2 separate regions of the Mus musculus genome follow, and region 2 is linked to region 1. The links are chromatin loops, found by intact Hi-C in ENCODE. Cell type or tissue: gastrocnemius. All regions are shown on one strand.

What was found. Hi-C counts contacts between places; a loop is a spot of excess contacts. Peaks named below come from ENCODE experiments on the same cell type or tissue, not always from the same donor. Only the 100,000 strongest peaks of a DNase experiment are listed, where the experiment ranks them.
Region 2: it touches region 1 in a loop (10-fold over the local background); 1 of 42 quality-filtered maps calls a loop at or near these places.

Annotation. Positions count from the first base shown.
Region 1 is chr8:90,952,720-90,957,719 of GRCm38, reverse strand. It overlaps Chd9 (chromodomain helicase DNA binding protein 9), which reads right to left. Exons shown (of 40, transcript NM_177224.2): 4 at 1,006-1,337. Among named protein-coding and RNA genes, the nearest start is that of Gm39221, 100 kb to the left of the region's middle. In gastrocnemius, a CTCF peak has its summit at 2,790 (motif pointing right); DNase peaks (open chromatin) are centred at 2,306 and 2,758; H3K4me3 peaks cover 3,231 bases; H3K27ac peaks cover 3,322 bases.
Region 2 is chr8:90,874,418-90,879,417 of GRCm38, reverse strand. The region is part of intron 2 of Chd9 (chromodomain helicase DNA binding protein 9); the gene reads right to left. Among named protein-coding and RNA genes, the nearest start is that of Chd9, 48 kb to the right of the region's middle. In gastrocnemius, no CTCF peak of the experiment used is centred here; DNase peaks (open chromatin) are centred at 1,626, 2,114, 2,420 and 2,864; H3K4me3 peaks cover 2,233 bases; H3K27ac peaks cover 3,067 bases.

The DNA of each region.
Region 1 (5,000 bases):
AAATAGTGTATTACCAATAATAATTATTTATTGATGCATTATACACGAACAGACTGCATTTGTTTTGACTACATCGGGATGAAAATAAAGAGTTCAATGTGCTGGTAACTAAACAGCAATAATGCAAGCAAATGAAGAGTCTCTGGTCAGAGGGCTTCTCTCTCTGTTCTCTGTGTAAGTGAACAACAAAAATCCTACATTAGCTTACATAAAGCACTTTATGAAAAATTCTACAGAAAGCTTCAAAAAATGACTAGTCCTGTGAGAACAACCGTGAGCTAGCAGGGCCTTACATTATGCTCAACTTTACATACAAAGCCTGCATATATTTATATTTTGAAAATGTGCACACAGTCAAATGAAAACACATAGAATCGGCTCTGGCACTGAGGGGTTTGTCTAGCATGTATAAAACCTCAGTTGTAAAATTTAAGACAAAACACTAAGTCTGAGGATTCGATCCCTAACACTACAACAGATAGAATAATAAGACTCAACAGACAACTGGGAGAGGCGAGCACTTCTTTGCTCTATGGATTCTCCTGGAGCATTTAACACCTGGCCTCTTTATGACATAAAGTAAACCAGTAAACGCCTATTGTAACTCCCTACCAACAGTCCAGAGTTTTGAGCGGTTGGGTTTTCTGAGAAAATACTCTCTATTATGTTTTAAACTATTAGATGCCATGTGAGTTACAATGCCACTTGGAAGTAAAGAAATAGTGGAAGAATTTCAAATGTCTTTAAAGAAAGTGACTAATGAACTGTCACAAAAAATGTGAATTTTTAGTCCTTTCCCTTGCACATTTTGTTTTATTAATACAAAACACTGTGTTAACAGAAAAGTAATATTGGGAGACCCTAGACTATTACCTAATTCACTGAAAATGGAAATAAAATGCACACGGTAGACAGCAATGGAGTCCACACTCAAACCAACAGCAGAAAGAGGTTGGACCTCAGCAGGACCTGGAAAACATTACATTTAATTAATAATCAACTTACCCAATTTTTGTCTTCTCTTTCAACTTAGAATACGTTTTTGGTTTTTTGTTGTCTCTGTCTTTTGGCTTAGATTTCATCCTCCGACCTCTCTTTTCTTCTTTCCCTTCGACTGAAGCACTAGGAAAGTTCTCAGGGCTCATTACTCGCGGGATATTACGTTCCCCTCGCTCCTTTGCTCTTGCTATGGCCTCTGATATTATACGATTGGCCTTTTCTTGCTTGCTTTCTGATTCCACCCTTTTTCGTGGCTTCTTCTCAGACATGACCCTCACCTGGGTATTCTGCAGCTTAGTGTATGTCCCAGAACCATCACTCTTCTTGGAAGATGGAGGCTAAAGAAAAGAAAAATTATAAATAGAATATACCAAAGTATATTTTTAAAAAACTGACATAATGTCTGAAAAATTTAAGTTAAACAGCAGTAAAATGACAGAGCCGACATGTGAGTGACACAAACAAAGGTAGTGAGGCTCTGCTCACCTGGAAGTTAGGACAGAGCACAGCTCAGCTACTTGCAAATACAGGTTAAGGGGAGACAGATCGGTTGATACTCCTAATGCATAGAAATGTGGTTATTTCAGATTTTGTCCTGTGATTATTATTTACACTTAGGATGAAAGTCTTTTCTTTCATCTTTCTTCCAAAACTCAAAATTAATAAATTAAAAAAATAGCTATTGTAACTTAGAATCACTTCTCCTTAGAAAAAGAAAAACCCTGTTTTAAGACAAGAAAGAGAACACAAAATTATTTTAATGCAGCAGCATAGCTAGCTAGTTAGTAAACAGGCATTCTCTTATCTAAAATCAAAGAAAGTTTTAGTTTTCTCATGAAAGAGTTAAATGTGGATTTTTGTCTTTATTATAATTTTACTCAAGCTATTTTAGAAAGAAGCAAGCTTTTCAGTTTTATATTACAATTATTAATATTTTAGCAGTCTCACAGGAAACAGACCAAGAGCATTTTAAAAGAATTTCCTCTCCAAACACACATTCGTCCATATAGGCTTAGATCAGTTTTGCTAGGTTCTTACCCGTAAACATGACTGTGACTACAGCAGAGAAAAAACCCAGGAATTTCCAAGCACATTTTCATGCCGATTCCAGTGTGTTCTACTGGGTGTCTTTTCTATACCTGCCTCATCAAGATGTCAGAGCAGTGTCACAGCACTGGGGACAGAAGGACACGGTCTCTAAAATGCCACCTTAAGGCCTACAGACGACAACAAATAGCCCAGGCTGAGAAAACAGCACCCAGCTCAAGATGGCGATGCAGTGCGACTCCTGCCGCCGCTGCAGCAGCCAGTAACGAGGAGGGTTATTCAATCCCATTAGCCTTTTAGCCCAAAGAACCCCTCCTCCTCCCACTCATTCAGGCTTCACTTACCCTTCCTCTTGGCCTCTTCACTGAAGACATTTTTGGCGTCAGACAAAGGCTTGCCCTCTGCTTTTTCACCACCCCAGGCAGTGCTCAAGGAAAAAGCATTGAAAGAAGACTCCTAAATGGCCTATTTAGCAAGCTGCAACCGAGAGATGCACAGCCGTCCACAAATACACATTTTGATTTATCAACACATTCCTGCCTTGGCAAGTTTACGTCTGCTGTTCATCCTCTTTAGCTAGGATAAAGGCTGCAAGCCCTCCTACGAGCTCTTGCCTCAATAGCTGTAAGCAGATTCCAACAAAGCACAGAAAGAAATGAATGCACAAAGCATCAAAACGCATCAGCATGAATATTAGAGATGTCGTTAAAAATACTGACTCCTTCTGCGGAAGTAGGCCAGCAGATGGTGCTACCAGTTATTATTCCATTAGACTCTGCAGTTTAACCCCCAATGGACTGTTCTTCCCTCTGAAAGGCGTTAACTCTCAATCTGCCGCTCCCTACAGTAACGCATTAAAAATACCCATGAAAGTATGGTTTTTTTTTCTTTTCTTTCTTTTTAAAACATCTGGGAACTAAGACAGTGGAGAAATGGCCTTATGTGGCTGAATATTTTTTTTTAATCCAATGCAGTTTTTAGCAGAGAAAAATACTTTTCTTCACAAAATTATAATAAAACATTTAAACTACAAAAAGTAGCTGCCAATAAACAAAGGGTTAAAGAGCAGGTCATGCAAATGACCACTTCACAAGTGACTAGTTCACAATTAAGTCTCTTTTCACAGCAATAACCAAACAACTGTTACTTTTTAAATTGAGAAATAAAACTCTTTTTATTATCTCCATGAACCTATTGATTCTCCAGCAAAAATCTCAATCTCTTTGGCCTTTCCCCTTCATATTCTGTTTTAAACCTATGACAGATGAAATTTAAATTTAATGTCTTGTTAAAATAAATAAATTGACTTGAATTTGTTTTGGTTTTGTTCCCTTGTCTGAGACAGAGTCAACTTCTGCTGTCCTGGAACCCACAGAAATTCACCTGCCTCTGCCTTACCGTGCCTGAGGTTAGAGGCATATGCCACCACACCTGACTCTTGAATTTGATCATTGATAAAAGTTTTATATAGGTGTGTGTGTGAGAGAGAGAGACTATCTTAGTAAGCAATATCTGTCTTTAAATAGTTAAAACTTCACTACTTCATAACCCAAATTTATTTTTCTGTTGTTGTTTTACTTTTTTTTTTCAAGAAAGGTTTTCTTTGTATAGCTCTGGCTGTTTTGAAACTTGCTCTGTAGCCAGAACTCAGAGATCTACCTGCTTCTGTTTCCCAAGTGCTGGAATCAAAGATGTGTGCCACCACTGCCAGGCTTTATCTTTGCATTAATGCCCCCTTTACAGCTGTTCCTTAAAAGTCATCTGATATTGGTGTGAAAGCAGTGTTTTATCATAGTTCCTGTTGGGAAAACTAAAGGTTACAAGAGAAATGAAACTCTCCAAACTGCCCTGGAAGAACCAATCTGGACAGCATTGAGAGCAGAGTCAAGGCAGAGGAACCCCAGTCTCACTTAGTAATTAGTTAGTGCCAGGCAGTGTTCTAAGTATTTGTGGATACTAACTCATTTCATCCTGAAGAAAAAAACAGGTAATAACATTAACAAAGAGATGGAGGTAGCAAACTGGAGAGGACAGACACGGCTGTTGTTACAGAAGGACAGGGGGACAGAAGAAGGACAGAAGGGACAGAAGAGCAAATGACCACAAAAATATTGATATAAGCTAAAATACTTCTTATTTGGCATCAAGTACTATTCTCTCAGTTCCTAATAGTTCACATGCATTGACCCAGTTGACATTTAAGACTGATCAGTTTAGGTTCTGTACTGCTGTTAATTATTAATTTATAGATAGGGACACTTGTATGAAAGAAGTGACTTGCTTAAGGGTCCCACTGAGAGGAGCTAGAGAGATGGCTCAGCATTTAAAAGCTGGCTCCACTCACTGACTCCTCTTCCAAAGGACTCTGACTTAGTTCCTAGCAGTTCACAACAGCCTGTTCCTCTAAAAGCTCTAATGTCCTCTTCTGGCTTCTAGGCACTAGGAATGTACACAGTACACACACATGCATGCACGCAGAATACTCATACACACAAAATAAAATTTAAAAATGTAAAGATCTCATTGCTACTGGATAGGGGGACATAGATTAGAAGACAAGACATCCTCTTTAAAGAGACCATGCTTTTTAGCTATGCTATATGGGAAATAATTCAATCATAGTAATTTATAGAGATCAACTTAAAAAAACAAATACAAATGAGCAGTCTTCTCAAAATATCAGATTGGTAATAATGAAGCTAGAATGGATTTAAAAAACAAAACAAAACAAAACTCTTTCCAATGCCCTTTTAAAGATGCAGAGATCAATTAGGTAAGGATGCAATGTGGTTGAGCTGCAAGAAGAGTCAAAAGCTGGTTTCTGGACCAAGCTCTGGTATCAGAGAAGGTAAAGAAATGGGAAACCTAGTAGAGAAAATGTATGTGAATGTAATTCTTTTCATGCTGAGTTTCAAATGGTGAGCACTAAGATCTGGAGACTAGAACTAGAACCT
Region 2 (5,000 bases), 78 kb after region 1:
TAAGAGTCCTTGCTGCTCTTGCAGAGGATCAGGAAGGGTTTTACGTTCCAGGAAGTACATGGGTAGCTTACAACCATCTGTAACTCCAGTTCCAAGGGATCGGATCTGATACCTTCTTCTGACCCCCTCAGGCACCAAACATACACATGGTACATACCACACACACACACACACACACACACACACACACATATGCAGGCAAACATTCAGACACTAAAAGAAAAATAAATATATCTTTAAAAAACAAAAAGAAGCTGGAGGCGGGGGGTATAGCTTAGTTGCTAAGAGTGCTGCCTTAGCATGCAAGAAACCCTGGGTCTGATTCTGAACATGTTATAAACCAGGTATTGTGGTGCAACCCTACTTTTTGTGCTTGTCACCCCAGCACTGGAGAATTGGAGATAGGAAGAACCAAAGTGCAAGGTCAAGCTCATTGTGAGTTCAATCCCAGCCTGAAACCTACAGACAGGAAACCTTGTCTAAATATAAATGAAAACTGTGCTGGGGTTAAGGGCGTTGCTTGGTAATGGAGAGCTTACTTAGTATCATTCTGGCTTTGAGCCTGGGAGGGGAGAAACAAGCAAAAGCAACATTGAAAAGTGTGCCTCATCTGCAGGCTTTTACCTAAACTATGATAAACATGTATCTTTTCTTATATAAGGGAATAAAACAAGTAAGACTAACTTGTGGGGCTGTCTGCTTGATAAGGTAGATAACCCTAAAGTCAGCGGTGACTCCGCCTCTTGTTCCCTCCCCCATCCCTTCCTGAGACAGTTTCACGCAGCCCTGGCTAGCCTCAGATTTTCGCCTCATGTAGCTGAAGATTACTGTGAATTTCTGATTCCCCGACTCTAATTCCCAAGTACTGGAGTTATAGGTGCAATCCACCATACCTGGATCTCAGCTCTTTGTCTTTTATTATTTACTTATTTATTTTTGTTGATTTATGTGTTTGGGCATTTTTGTCTACACGTATGTCTATGCCTCGTGCATGTACCTGGTATCCCAGAGGCCTGAAGAAACACCTTTGGAAATGATGTAATGTTAAGTGGTTACTGGGAATCAAATCTGTGTCCCTTTGGAAAAGCAGCCAATGCTTAGCTTCTTAGCTATCTCTCTAGCCCTTCCTCATTTTATTTATTTATTTATTTATTTATTTATTTATTTATTTATTTATTTATTTATTTTTTACTTGTTTATTTTGCTTTTTATTTTGAACAAAAGGTCTCACTAAGTTGCCCAGGCTGGTTTTGAAGTTTTGATCACCCTGCCTCAGCCTACCAGTTACCTGAGATTCCTAGCCTGTACCACCAAGTGCGGGCTCAGGTATGCACCCTTATACATAACGAATAAACCTTACTCTAGTCATCGGATTTAATGTGGACCCTGAGATTCAGTAGAAGCAGTCTACTAAAATCCCCACTGGACTGATGGACTTAACTTTGTAAGGTCACACACAGTACTGCTGGCTGTTGAAGGGAGATTTTAAGAATGCCTCTGAATTCAGAGCTCTTTCCAACTCAAAGGGGACTGTGATCTTTGGCTATTGGTCACCTTTTTCAGGCACTATGCCCGGGGACGGGGCTTCAAGTTTGACTCTGACTCCTCTCTCAGTCCCTTTTCCCACAGCACCCCCACTGCCCTCTCTTTCAGAAGACACAAAGACTGCACAGGATTGCACAAAGAACCCATACACAAGACACGTAGAGGCCATTCTGTGGGTAACGTAGGGATGACAGCTTGCCCCCTGTGTGTGTTTTCCTAGGCTGACTGACCAGATGAAACATCAAGGTTTGTCCCGTTATTGACATCTTAACTCACTTCTCCCCTTCGGGTGGGCGGTCATGTCGCCAGCCACAATGGCGTTTGTCCCGCATCTGGCCTTGAGCTGGCATCCCTCAGAGAGGGGGTTGGGGAGGGGCAGGGGTGAGCCTGCAGCTCCCAGTGGCTAGCTGTCGGCTTTCCCAGCTGACTCAGCTTGCCACCACCCTCCTCTGCCACCCGCCTGCACACAGCCTCCAGCCTCTTAACTTTCCATTTCCAGGCCTCTCGCTGCTGGCTTCCGGGGGAGGGAGCGCCCCTCCCGCTGCCCGGGGCGTCTGTCTGCAGCCGGGGCTACCAGGGCACCGTGCCCGCTGCCTGGCGGGCCTTGTCTCGGGACAATTACAATCTACCGTCACGGAGTTCGGAATATAGGTCAAGGTGCTCTCAGAAGGGCCCAGGGGAGGATCACCTGACCGGGAGGTGTGGTGACTCAGCGGGAAGGATAGGGAGGGAGGGAGGGATGACTCTGGAATCTCCCTGCCGGCAGGGCCAGCAGGAGACAGAGGAGGTCAAGTTGCCTGTCTGGCTGATTGTCAGCAAAGGAGGAAGAAGCTGCTGGAGACCGTAGGAAGGATAAGATGACCTGTGGTGACCTATCGGAGGTGGCATCCAAATCCTCTCCAAAGCAGCTGTCAGCCCACGAGCAGCTAAAACCACCCCCTCCCACTGTCTCTGCGGCTGTGAACACCTCATTAGCCACCTCCCTGCCAAAGTGAGAAACCAAATTAACATCCAGGATCAATCCAGACTCCATCCACCCAGACCTCCAGAGAAACCAAGGCCACTGGCATATCACATAGAGTCAGGCAGGCAGGCAGCCACCCCTAACAGAGGCAATCTGATTGTGCCCCCTCCGCCCCGATTCTGAATATAAAAACCACTAACCCATTTTATTGTAGATGTCCACATGGCACGAGCCTTCTTTCCGGGGAGAAGCAGCAGCTGCTTGCTCTGTCCCAGCCTCACTTCCTCTGGCTCCAGCTGCTGGTTCCTACCCGCCAAGCGGGGAGTTTCCTCATTCTTGGGGCTCTGGCTAGCTGAGCTGGCTACCCCTTTACCTCCCACCCCCAGCCGCTCACCACCCTCTTCGGGTAGTGCTGCCGGGACTCCCGGGTTCCATGAGTCACAAGCAGGCTGGAGACAGACAGCAGGCTTCCTTTATTAAATCAGCCTCCTGCCCTGCACACCACAGAGGGAAGCTATAATTACTTGTTTGGCCCAGCTTTGAGAACTGAGCCACAGACTGTTTCACGGGGAGGGAAGTTACTGAGTTCTGCAGCTATCTAGTGCACCACCGCCCCTTCGGCAATAAGCACCACGGCCAGGGGTTAAGGACCTGTTACACAAATATCAGATGTTTTGTGTGTGTAATGGGTGCCTTGAGTTGGAATACCCAAGGCTGATCCAGACAGCTATATGAGAGCTGCCAGGAGTTTTTTTGTTTAGAAAACAAAGGCGTTCTGCTTTTTTGCCAGAGTCTATACTTGATGAAGCAGGCCGCCCACTGTTGCTTTATAAGAGATAAAGGAAACGACAGTAAAGCATTGATTTGGGTGTCCAGGTTATGCCTGTTTGATCTCTTAGGCACACAATAGGTACGAAATCACGGTTTCTCAGCTTCTTGACCAGTCTAAAGGAATGTCTGAAATATGAAAACCTAGTCAGCTAAAAAAAAAATTATTTTTTTTAACAAAAAAAAAGCACAAAATCTGAATACGAAAGCAAATGTCACGACTTGTTCGGTTTCCTGTTCATTTCATTCATTCATTCACTCTCGGATTTCAGACATCCCACAAACATTTGGGGCAGCCTGTGTGCCAGGCATCATGAACACATGGGGTTAGTAAATGAACATCGTATGACAGAGTTATACAGGTCAGTAATAGACACAATAACATGTTACTTAGATGATGTGCTAGGGGTAGTAAGTGTGAATAATGCCAGAAAAAAATATAGTAACAGGATATAGGTTTTTTGTTTTTGTTTTTTTTTGTTTTGTTTTGTTTTTTTGATAAAGAAGGAACTGTGAACACCTCTTGACATTTGAGAACAATCTGTAGGTTAGTTCTCTCTCATGGTGAGTTCTCAAGTCAGCACAGTGCTTACTGAGAAAGCGTAACTAATTATGACTTACGTGAGTTACATTTAAAGATATTAAAATTACTTTAAGCTTTGTTCGTAAGCAAAACATGGATACATTTAAAATATAATTGATGCCCGGCAGTGGTGGTGCATGCCTTTAATCCCAGCACTTGGGAGGCAGAGGCAGGGGGATTTCTGAGTTCAAGGCCAGGCGGGTCTACAGAGTGAGTTCCAGGACAGCCAGAGAAACCCTGCCTTGAAAAACAAAACAAAAAAGCAAACAAACAAAAACAAAAAACCATAATTGATGAGTTATAAAGTCAAAAAAGCCAAAAGTACTTCCTAAGGTTCTGGACAGAAGAAACTTCATTAAAGAAATTACTGGGGGGCGGGGAGGCTGGAGAGAAGGCTCTGGAGTTAACAGCACTTGCTGCTCTTGCGGAGAACCTGAGTTTAGTTTCCAGCACCCACCTTTATCCAGCTACAGGGAATCTGATGCCTTCTTCCTGTCTTCACATGCACCCCGCCACATATATGCATACACACAGATACGTATGGAGCACACCTTCAATACGAGCACTTGGGAGACAAGGGAAGGCAGATCTGTGAGTCTGAAGCCAGTCTGGTCTACATAATTCCAAGGCACCCAAGGCTACATTATAAAACCCTGCCCCTAAATAAATTAAAAACAAATATAGAAAACTTAACTAAAGATTTGAAAAAGGATTTTATTGGGCAGCTATGATGTGGTATTAAGAGCTTCAGTGTCAGGTGTAGACTCCGACGTCATCATTTACTACTTCTGTGATTTTGGGGCAGAGTCTTCACTTCCATCCCTATCTACAAAATGTGAAATGACATGGAACCTACCTTCTAGGGTTTATGAATGGGTGAGTGATATTATAATCATAAAGGAAGAGGTGCTGTTTAGCATAGTACCTGGCACTCAGTTAACTGAATAAATGTTATCTATAATTACTGTGTTATTGTTGTTTTTATGATGATAATGAGCTACCAGGCACTATAGTGGATAATGGGGAATCAGGTTAAATAAGAGGATAATGCAGTGCTAACTGGGGGAGACTTCAGAGGTA